2 separate regions of the Mus musculus genome follow, and region 2 is linked to region 1. The links are chromatin contacts, found by Hi-C or POLR2A ChIA-PET in ENCODE. All regions are on one chromosome and are shown on one strand. The core of a region is the stretch at or near the end of the contact, and the rest is flanking DNA. Distances in the headings are between cores, read along the strand shown.

The links. A loop is a pair of places that touch in the nucleus more often than their neighbours do. ChIA-PET counts read pairs that join two places held with the same protein, here RNA polymerase II (POLR2A).
Region 2: a map of T-helper 2 cell shows a loop between it and region 1 (2.8-fold over the local background). The contact joins the enhancer-like site here to the promoter of Mtx2 in region 1. A Hi-C loop is called at or near these places in 2 of 37 maps with a recorded cell type or tissue (T-helper 2 cell and regulatory T cell). POLR2A ChIA-PET finds 5 or more read pairs at or near these places in 1 of 5 experiments (embryonic stem cell).

The regions. Positions count from the first base shown.
Region 1 is chr2:74,823,365-74,828,167 of GRCm38, reverse strand. Mtx2 (metaxin 2) reads right to left here and starts at 2,356. Exons shown (of 10, transcript NM_016804.4): 1 at 2,125-2,356. The coding sequence starts at 2,164.
Region 2 is chr2:74,738,583-74,743,385 of GRCm38, reverse strand. The region is part of intron 1 of Hoxd3 (homeobox D3); the gene reads right to left. Among named protein-coding and RNA genes, the nearest start is that of Gm14424, 12 kb to the left of the region's middle. Within about 2 kb of position 2,884, at least 1 of the 3 ENCODE cell types and tissues checked has a DNase peak (open chromatin) inside an H3K27ac peak, as active enhancers do.

The DNA of each region.
Region 1 (4,803 bases), core at 1,107-3,606:
GGGCATATAAAGTTTGCAAGTCCAATGGGCCTCTCTTTCCAGTGATGGCCGACTAGGCCATCTTTTGATACATATGCAGCTAGAGTCAAGAGCTCCGGGGTACTGGTTAGTTCATAATGTTGTTGCACCTACAGGGTTGCAGATCTCTTTAGCTCCTTGGATACTTTCTCTAGCTCCTCCATTGGGGGCCCTGTGATCCATCCAATAGCTGACTGTGAGCATCCACTTATGTGTTTGCTAGGCCCCGGCCTAGTCTCACAAGAGACAGCTATATCAGGGTCCTTTTAGCAAACGCTTGCTAGTGTATGCAATGGTGTCATCGTTTGGAGGCTAATTATGGGATGGATCCCTGGATATGGCAGTCTCTAGCTGGTCCATCCTTTTGTCTCAGCTCCAAATTTTGTCTCTGTAACTCCTTCCATGGGTGATTGTTTCCAATTCTGAGAAGGGGCAAAGTATCCACACTTTGGTCTTTGTTCTTCTTCAGTTTCATGTGTTTTGCAAATTGTATCTTATATCTCCGGTATACTAAGTTTCTGGGCTAATATCCACTTATCAGTGAGTACATATCATTTGAGTTCTTTTGTGATTGTGTTACCTCACTCAGGATGATGCCCTCCAGGTCCCATGGTGTCTTTTAACATCAAAAACTTTCTATATTCTTATACAACCATTTCGATTATGGAATGTATACTCCATGTTTTGCTTAGAAACTCCTGCTATCCAATCTTACAAAAATAATACCCTGTATTTGCCCTTGTTTTTTTCCCTATTATTTTATTGTAAGTTCGTTTGTGCTACATTTAAATCTTTAATACATCGAGAATTAATTCATGCTATATTTTGACTTAGGAGCTGTTCCTATACTACTTTCTATTTACTGAACTATCTAGCTTTAAATATGTCCTACTACCATAACAGACCACTACAAGCACCTTAAGACAAATACAAACTTCCTGGGGATTTGTAAACTTCACTAACTGAGGTAGAATTCTGAACTTATCAAAAGTTTATCAAATACCATTTCTTGTTTTCTTGTTGAAAAGAAATCACACATTGGATATATACATTCAGAATACAAACATATACTGTGAAATGATTTATGACATAGTATCAGTCTAAAATAAACCACTGACCTCAAGTCAGAGGCCTGACTTTTTCAACCTCACTGATAAAGTCAGAGAGAAACATTACTTGAAATCTGTGTTATTTACTCAAGTCATGGGTATTTAAAGAGAACTGACAGACAGGTCCTAGGATACAATGGGAAACAAAATTCCCTGCTTTCATGAAGCTTACAATCTCTCTTCTATCCTCTCTCCTATAAAATGCTATTTTAAAGGAAATCTAAGTTCACACAAATTCAATACAATGGAAAGCGTTTCGAAAAGTTGATAACACATTATACTTTCATTTCCAATGTACTACTTTACCCCAAATACGACTGTTTATCTTAGTGACTATCTCCTCATTCGAACGTTGAAAACACTGCTGGAATTAACATTCATCCCATTAACTTGACTCTTTTTTTCTATCATAGCCACTTTCGCCAAAATAAAAACTTCAATACGAATGTGTGTGTGTGTGTGTGTGTGTGTGTGTCAAAAGATGTTTACTTTCTTTAAACTTCATGCCCATTAAGAATAATTCAAAGAATCCCACAGACTTTGCAAATGGCTTGGAGAACAACTCGGGTGACCCATCAACAACAGGTAAAGAAGGGCAGCTCAAGAGTGACAGTCACCTTAAACTTGAGAACCCAAGAGCAGAGAGGCTGCCCTATTCCCACGGAAACCTTGGGGGAGGCGAGGACCCAACCCGTGGCCACGCCCCCACCTCGATCCCCAGCCCCGGGCCTCCGCCACCTAAACCGCGGAGTCGGGGAACAAAGCGCCGCGGAGGGAGTGAGGTCAGGACTCTGTCCCTGCAGGGTGACCTTGGCCATGTGTCCTCAGTTTCCTCATCCAGAAAGTGAGGCCAAGCCTCCATGGCCGCTGCCGCCTCCACCCGGGCTGTAGACTCAGCACCCTCGACCCACGGCTACAGGGAAACTCCAGCCCTCCGCCTCCCCACGCGGATCCCCGCCGCCACCCACGCCGCCCCGTCGGCGCCCACACGGGCTACCTGCGATCTGGGAGACGAACGCTTCCGCCACCAGAGACATGTCGGCTGCGAGGTCCTGCGCGCGCGCCTGAGCTCCGCGGCGCTCGGCGCCCTCCCGCGCGACCTCGGCGGCCTTCCCCCGGCAGCTGACGAGCTTCGCTGGGCCAACGCTAAGACGAGCAGAGCTCACCTCGGCAGCGGTGGCTCGGCCCGCAAGGTTACCGCCAGGCCGACCAAGCACTTCCGGCGTCGCTGACAACGCGCGCCGGCACTTCCGGCTGCTCCGCCCCGCGCGCTCCGGACCTGCGAGAGCCCTAAGAGAGCAGGCTCTCTGGCTAGAGTCTTTTGGATTTGATTGCAACCTTTCAGCAGTTCAACAAGACAGAAACAGCTTCAAGAGGTTCAAGTGCCTGGTCTGGTTCTACTGGAGCCCAGAAACTCAGGAATTCTCTCAATTCCACTAACTGTAGGATTCGGGGTCCATAGACTGATATTAGTGTTGGTTATTTGTTCAAATGCGCTAGCCAGAAGGAGGCTTACACAGCTTGTGAGCTGAGACATAATTTAATCTTTCAACTCCAAGCACCCAAAATGAAGCTTGGAGAATAAAGCACTTCAATTACTTGTTTCTGAGTGTAGAAGGAACAAGAGTAAAAGGAAGGGCGCTAGATCCCTTGAATCTTTCCTCTTAGTCTAATCTTTTTTTTTTTTAACTATAGGTTACAATTGACCAAAAATCATAAATATTACAGAATTAGAAAATTAGAAGCATAAAGTTACACTTGATTTCAGAAATCATTTGGTGAGCCAAAGCCCCCTTTCGCTGATGAGAACATGGCTCGGAGAGGTGAGACGATGTTGTTGTGTGTGTGTGTCAGTGTATAGACCCAAGACAACTTTTGGTACTTAGTTCTCTCCAACCATGTGGGTTCCAGGGATCCAACTCAAGTCTTCAGGCTCGGTAGCATAGCCCATACACACACATGCATCAGCTTGTACAGTGGTCAGTGTCTCAGTACCTCTTCAGTTGCTCTCCATCCTCTATTTTGAGATAGGGTCTCTCACTGAGAATCTGGAGCACAAGGATTAGGCTGGCCAACAACACTCGGAACTTGGTCTGTCCCTGCCCACCTCCCACCCAACCCTAGAGTAAACTACTGTACCTGGCCTGCCTCTGCCTCCCGAGTGCTGGGATTAAAGGTGTGCACCACCACGCCTGGCGATTTTGTTTCTTGTCCACAGATCTCTGACCCTCCATTACAGTTTATTGTCTAAATTTCTGTTCATATACTTAAGTAGTATATTGCTTTCTTAGAGGTGCGGGACAGATTATCACACACTGGGTGTTTAAAACAACGGATGCATTTACTCTCTGGTTCTGGAAGCTAGAAGTCTGAGGTTAAAGTGTTGGCAAGACGATGCTTGCTCTCAAGGACATAGAAATAAATGTCCTTCCTCCATCTGCCCAGCTTCTAGGATTTCCAGGGTTCCTGGGCATTCCATGGCTTTAGACAAGTCATTTCCACCTTTGCTCCCACCATTAGGCAACATTCTCCCTTGCATCTGTTTGTCCAAACTTCTGTCTTCCACTGAAGGCACCAGCCAATGGATTAAGGCCTACTCATTTTTTTTATGACCTCTTCTTGGTTTTATCTGCAGAGCCAATTTGCAAATATGGTCACATCCATAAATACCAGAGGCTAGTATATAGAAGTCTTCTCAGAGGACATAAAATGGTAAGAAGTTTTGAAGAGTAAACCAGAGCAGGTATCAGTAGCCCCCACAGCAAATGAGAAGTCTATTCAACCAAACTTAAGCTTCCTCATTTAAATAGACACAAAGTACTTCTGAAAGCATCTTTTTCTCTGCCTGAAGTTCAGAGTTCATGAGAGGCTTATAGAAACACAAGGAAGATGGTAGGATGCCATCTGTTTGTGCTGAGGGAGGAAACCCCAACAGTGTATGTGGCACCCAGTTTCCTCCTCATCCTGAGGTTGATATTGACCCAGAGAAATGAGCTGTTGTAGGTATCTTCCTGCCAATCAACCCTTCCATTCTTGTCCTTTACACAAGGGATTTTATGTACGTACGGCTTTGAAAAACTGGAAGTCTATTGTCACATCAAGTTGTGCTGGCCTCTTTTATCCGTTGCCTTTCTGAAGCTATAGATGCTATGCTCTGACTGTTTTGGATCAGATGTAGTGTCCTATCCCAGGATTTGACTGGGAAAACAATAAGCAAGTGTGAGGGGTAGAGGTGAGCCCCAAATGGAGAAGGATGCTAGAGTCAGAGGCTGGAGACAGATTGGGGAGCAAGAGAGCGAGAGTCAGACAAATGGAATGATTCTGCAGTTTCAGTCGGCATGCTACACAGGAACACAGATAAACAGGGGCTGGGGTGCCTCTGAAGCACTGGGTTAAGACACTCTGCCTTTGCTACTAAAGCAAGTGTCTTAACCTGCCCTAGATGCTAGAAGAAAATACCTTAGACTGGTTAAGGTTAATTTGTCTTTTTCTTTTTTTTTTTAAGCAGAGTCTTTCTACATAGCCCTGGCTGCCTGGCTGTCCTAGAACTATGTAAACCAGGCTGGCCTCAAATTTACAGACGTTCCTACCTCTGCCTCTAGAGGATTAAAGGTATGATCCACCACACCTAGCTAGACTGGGTCATTTTTAAGCAGCAGGTTTATTGCTCAGTTTG
Region 2 (4,803 bases), core at 1,635-4,134, 85 kb after region 1:
TCAACCCTGGGGCTTTGTGTGTGCTATGTGGGGTCTCATACCCCCCGAAAACCTTAATCTCCATGTTTTGATAGAGGAAAGAAAAAGGACCATTGCACACCCAGCGTTTCCAGAGCTTCCTTCCAAAAGTATCTTTTCCACTTGGTTTCAGAATCACACCATCTTTTTTGAAGACCCAGATGATCCACTTGGATGTCAGGGTGAGAATCTACACAGCTAGTTTTGTGGGTCAGCACTATGAAATCTAAGGTGTAAAGGCCTAGGTGGTAAAAAATCAAAAAAGACTTAAAGACTCCCAGACTTACTTTGAAGTTTAAAAAAAAAAGAAAGAAAGAAAGAAAGAAAGAAAGAAAGAGGTTTTCTTTCTTCACACTTTTCCACACCCCTTACTTTTTCCTCTTCCTACTTTTAAAAGGGCATCCCTGAAAATATGTGATCTAGATTTTGAAATGTTTGTTGTATGACTGAATGGTGAATGCTCTCATAACTTTATCATTTTCCTCTGGATCTTTACATAAACAGATATTATTATTGACCTCTGCTCTGGACTTTCCATTCTGCCCCACCTCTCATCCAACCTATAACCAATGAGAAAAGTTCTATTGACATGATGAATGGACCCAGAATAAGAAGGATGGGGGAGTAAGAAAAATTCTTCCCCTTTTGTATGCACTGACTCTTCATGGGGGATGCTTTTCCCACCCTTCTGAAAGGTTCCTGAGGAGTTAATGTATAACTAATATCATTCAATCACTTTTGTCTGTTTGATAAAGAAAACTCACTGGTCAGCTCTCTGGTTTTAATTCTTGATCTCATCTTTTAGGCAAAGTTTCTTTCCAAAAAATCTCCCTGGCTCCCATCACCATGAGAGAACCTATCATGCAACTTCTGGCAAATCGAATTTAAATATAGGAACCAAAATAGTCCTGCATTCATTTCCCCCTGTATTTTCACCCAACCAAGTACAAAAACTCTCCAAATTAGCCTTTGTTTGGTAGTATTGTTCTCCATTTTGTTTTAGAATATAAGTAAATATGTCATTTATCTTGATGCGAGACAGGGTCCTTCTCAGTGGGTTACAGTAATATATAAATGTGTGCAGTTAAGATATCTACCTAACAAAGCTAGACTAATTCATTTGATTAGTTTTCAATACCAATCTCTGACTGCTAGAGTTACCAAACAGCAAATGGACAGTTAAATCCTCAGTCTGTGACTAATATTTATATGTTTGCCCCAGGCCAAAGAACCTGGTGTGCTGGCTTGCTAAATTCTAGGGCTTTTCAGGGATCCTGCTTACTTCTGGATGTCTAAATGGTCAGGCTTATGAGACCACCAGAATTCACTGCTGCTGCTTTGTCATTCCTTGACAACTGTGGAAGCAAAACATCCCCTCCTGCCTCCTTGTTGACCAAGTTTGTCTTTAATGGTGGACCAGTCTCATCAAAATAGATTCTTGAGGAGCTAAGCAAGCCCGTGGAACAGATGACATATTATTTTTGCTCTGTGGCATGTCCCTAGAAAACTCTCTATGTAAAAAAGACTCAGAGGTACAACTAGAGCGCACAACCAGAGTCATCTCCTGCCTGTTTGCACTGTTGTAAGGAATTTCCAGACCTGCTTCATGGCCTGGTGTCCATTTCTGTACAAGCAAGGGTAGTAACTGTGTTGTTCTCTTTGGGGGAAGAAAAATAAAAAGCCTTTGCAGCACCCACCAGACAGAACCCTAAAGAAGCCCCTCTTCCAAAGCATGGTGACCTGAGAATATTGTTATAAAACCTGGGGGGGGGGAACCCAGTTTATTTCTTTCCAGAAATCCCTACTCCTTGTGAACTCTGCTTGAACCTAAAAAGCAGGACTGGGTCATAAATCATTTGGACAATGGTCAACTGTTCAGTGGCTCATCTTTTCCATCACACCCCCCCCCTTTAAGGCTTTCTTTTCTCACCCTTTGGTACCTTTGCTCATTTGAGCACCAAGACCCAAATGCTGGTGGGGGGGGCAGTTGGGGGAGGGGCAGATGATCAGGATTTCTTGTTTTGGAGTAGTCCTCTGTTGCCCTCTCTCCTTCTGCTTAGTTCCTCCTCCTCCTCCTCCTCCTCCTCCTCCTCCTCCTCCTCCTCCTCCGGCCATCCACCCCCCCCCACCCAAACTCCAACCCGAGGAATGGGACTGTGCAGCCATTCAGTCTCCTGGAGCACCCCTAGACCTCTTAGAGAAGAGTCACCAAACAGACAGGCTAGTCATTTTCCAAAGTCCCCGGAAGTTACCCAACTCAATTTGGAGGCCTAAAGGCAGGCCCCAAGACAGGGCCAAATGGTTTCCAACCGGAAGGAAGACCAGGCACCCTCGCAGAGCTCCCACCACTCTCTCTCCAGCCATGCCGGCCCGCCCAGCTGGCCTAGCCTCAGAAGCACCGGAGTCCTGATACTTGCTCACTGCACTTAATTCTGCCCAGATCAATACCTAATATGATACCGAATAAATAAAAGGCGCTCACAGCGGCCAGGGGACAGGGTTATTAAGCAGCTGGAGCTCTCACGGTGCATATCAATGCACCTGTCATTGTGGTTTGTAACAAAATTTATGACTGTGACCACGGCAGCAGTAAACGCTTCAGTAAGGAATGAAAAGAAAAACATTTCCCAAGGCCCGGCACTTTTCAGAAGTGGAAAGCAGGCTCCGCGTAGGAGGCAGCACGGCAAAAGAATCCCCTACTCCGCACTTTTCCCGTTTACACACCCTGCGTGCGAGCTGCGGGGATTATATAAAGTGGCCGGCGCCAGCCTGGCCTAGTAGCAGCTGTGCTCGGCAGTCCAAGTTGGAAAGAGAGGATCGCAAGCCCGGCCGAGGACCACAGACCTGCTGCCCGCCTGGTCTCGGACTCTAGGAGGCTCGATGGATGCCAGGCGTTTGCTCGCTCGCTCGCTCGCCCGCCCGCGGCTGCCATGGGAAGGCCGCCGGAGAGGAAGGCTTGGGCTGGGAGGGAGGCCACAGTCTCTGGATGTGTCAAGCGCGGCTGTGGTAGTGAATAGCTTACTGCCACCGTCAGTCGGTGCCAGTCTTGGGTGGCAGAAGTGGGAGGTGATGGGACACTGGTTGTGTCAGTTTCTCTTAAAATTCTTGGAGGTTCAAGTTGGTCTAACCTCCACTCCCTATTTTGTCTAACCCGGGTCTTCCAATAACCCAGGGATCTTATCCTGGAGGCGGCGACTTTTACTGGGCATTCTTGTTAATTCAGTAGAACGGAGCGGTGACACTCTTTGCTCTGATGGCTTTGCTACTTCTGGAAAACCAGTCTTCAGCGGGTTTGCTGAGAAGAGAATTGACTGCCCACTTTCTCCCGACCCCTCTCAGCCTGAGCCTCTTCTGCCCTTTGGGAAGCCCAGGACGCCCATTCTAAATCACTCCTGTTTAGCCGGGATAACTCAGTACTGTAGCATACCCTGCATTTAAGACAGCGGACGCACTCTATTAAAGCGCCATAAATTTGAAGGCCGATGATCGGTTCTCATGTAACAGGCAGCAGTTCACACTGAGGTGATCCACTTCAAAGCCACCCTTTGTTTTATGTCTTGATGTATGAATCCTGGGATGGCTATCTTGAGTTAAGGGGGTGGGGGTGGGCATGGAAATGTAGAGCAAATTATTTATTTGTTTATTTAAATCACCCCCCACTCACCACAATATTGCATGTATATTGTCTTGAATTTTATCTCTAACACTTTTTGTAGGCTCTTCAGTTTTCTTTGGTGTTCTGCGGAAGCAGATCTGGAACAAAATGGAAAACTCAGTAGCAGCTGGTTCTGTCTTCCAAACATACCAGGAGAGCCTTTACCCTCTTTAAGGGTGTCATAATCAATGTGACCATTGTATGTGGTGCCTGCAGCTATTCCAGACGCTTTGGCCCCAGCAGAATGAAGACACAGTTGGATCCAGGGGAGCTTGAGGGCAAAAATCTTTGGCTGGATGGGGGAGGGGAGAGAGAACCTGGTCATGAGGAAAGGACCAGGGGGTGAGCCAAGTGGGTCAGCCCTCTCAGAGAAGCCCTAAAATAAGGTAGGAGGAAGCTTACAGGTTAGAGGGACAGGAAAGGAGGGTAGATGTGCAAGGGCACCTGGGTGGATGTTACTGGAGCTGCCTCCTCAGGGTCCGGGTAAACGGGGAGTTAGGTAAACTGGAAATTCGGCTCTAGCTATATCCTGATTTGCACATTATCTCTCTGGCTCAGCTAGCTTTCCTGGAAGTTGTTAGAGAATGCCCACACCAATCTGGGCCTGGGCTGCTTAGTTCTGGGTCCGGACTAGACTATAAATATCGTAAGAAGCCAACAACCTTCCCTATCTCCAACCCCAAACCAAGACCAAGCCAAACCGCTCACCACTGCGGCTGCTCAGCACGAGCCGGTCTCTGGTCAGGTGAAAGGAGGGAGAGGCAGTCTCTCTCTTGCATCTGCCCTGTGCAATTTGTCGACTCAGTAGTTTGCAAACACTAAACTGCACCCGGGAAAACCCCACACAAAGCGTCCAGGGAGCTTCTAAAGACGAGAGAGCGTAGCCATAAGCCTTTGAAGTGACCTTTGGCTCATGCTGCAATAAGTCACCTCTTAATGAACACCCAACGGAAGCGCCTCAGAGAGATGCCAGCCCGGTAGGACTCCTAACTTCGCGGCCCGACTTCAGCTTCCCAAGATGGCCTGTGTTGGGGAAGACTCCTCATTTGTCTGCTTTCTATGTTCCAACCCTCTTGGCTGCCCCCCCTCCCCGAGGGTGACACAGTGTAGGTGCACCCCCTCCCCGAGGG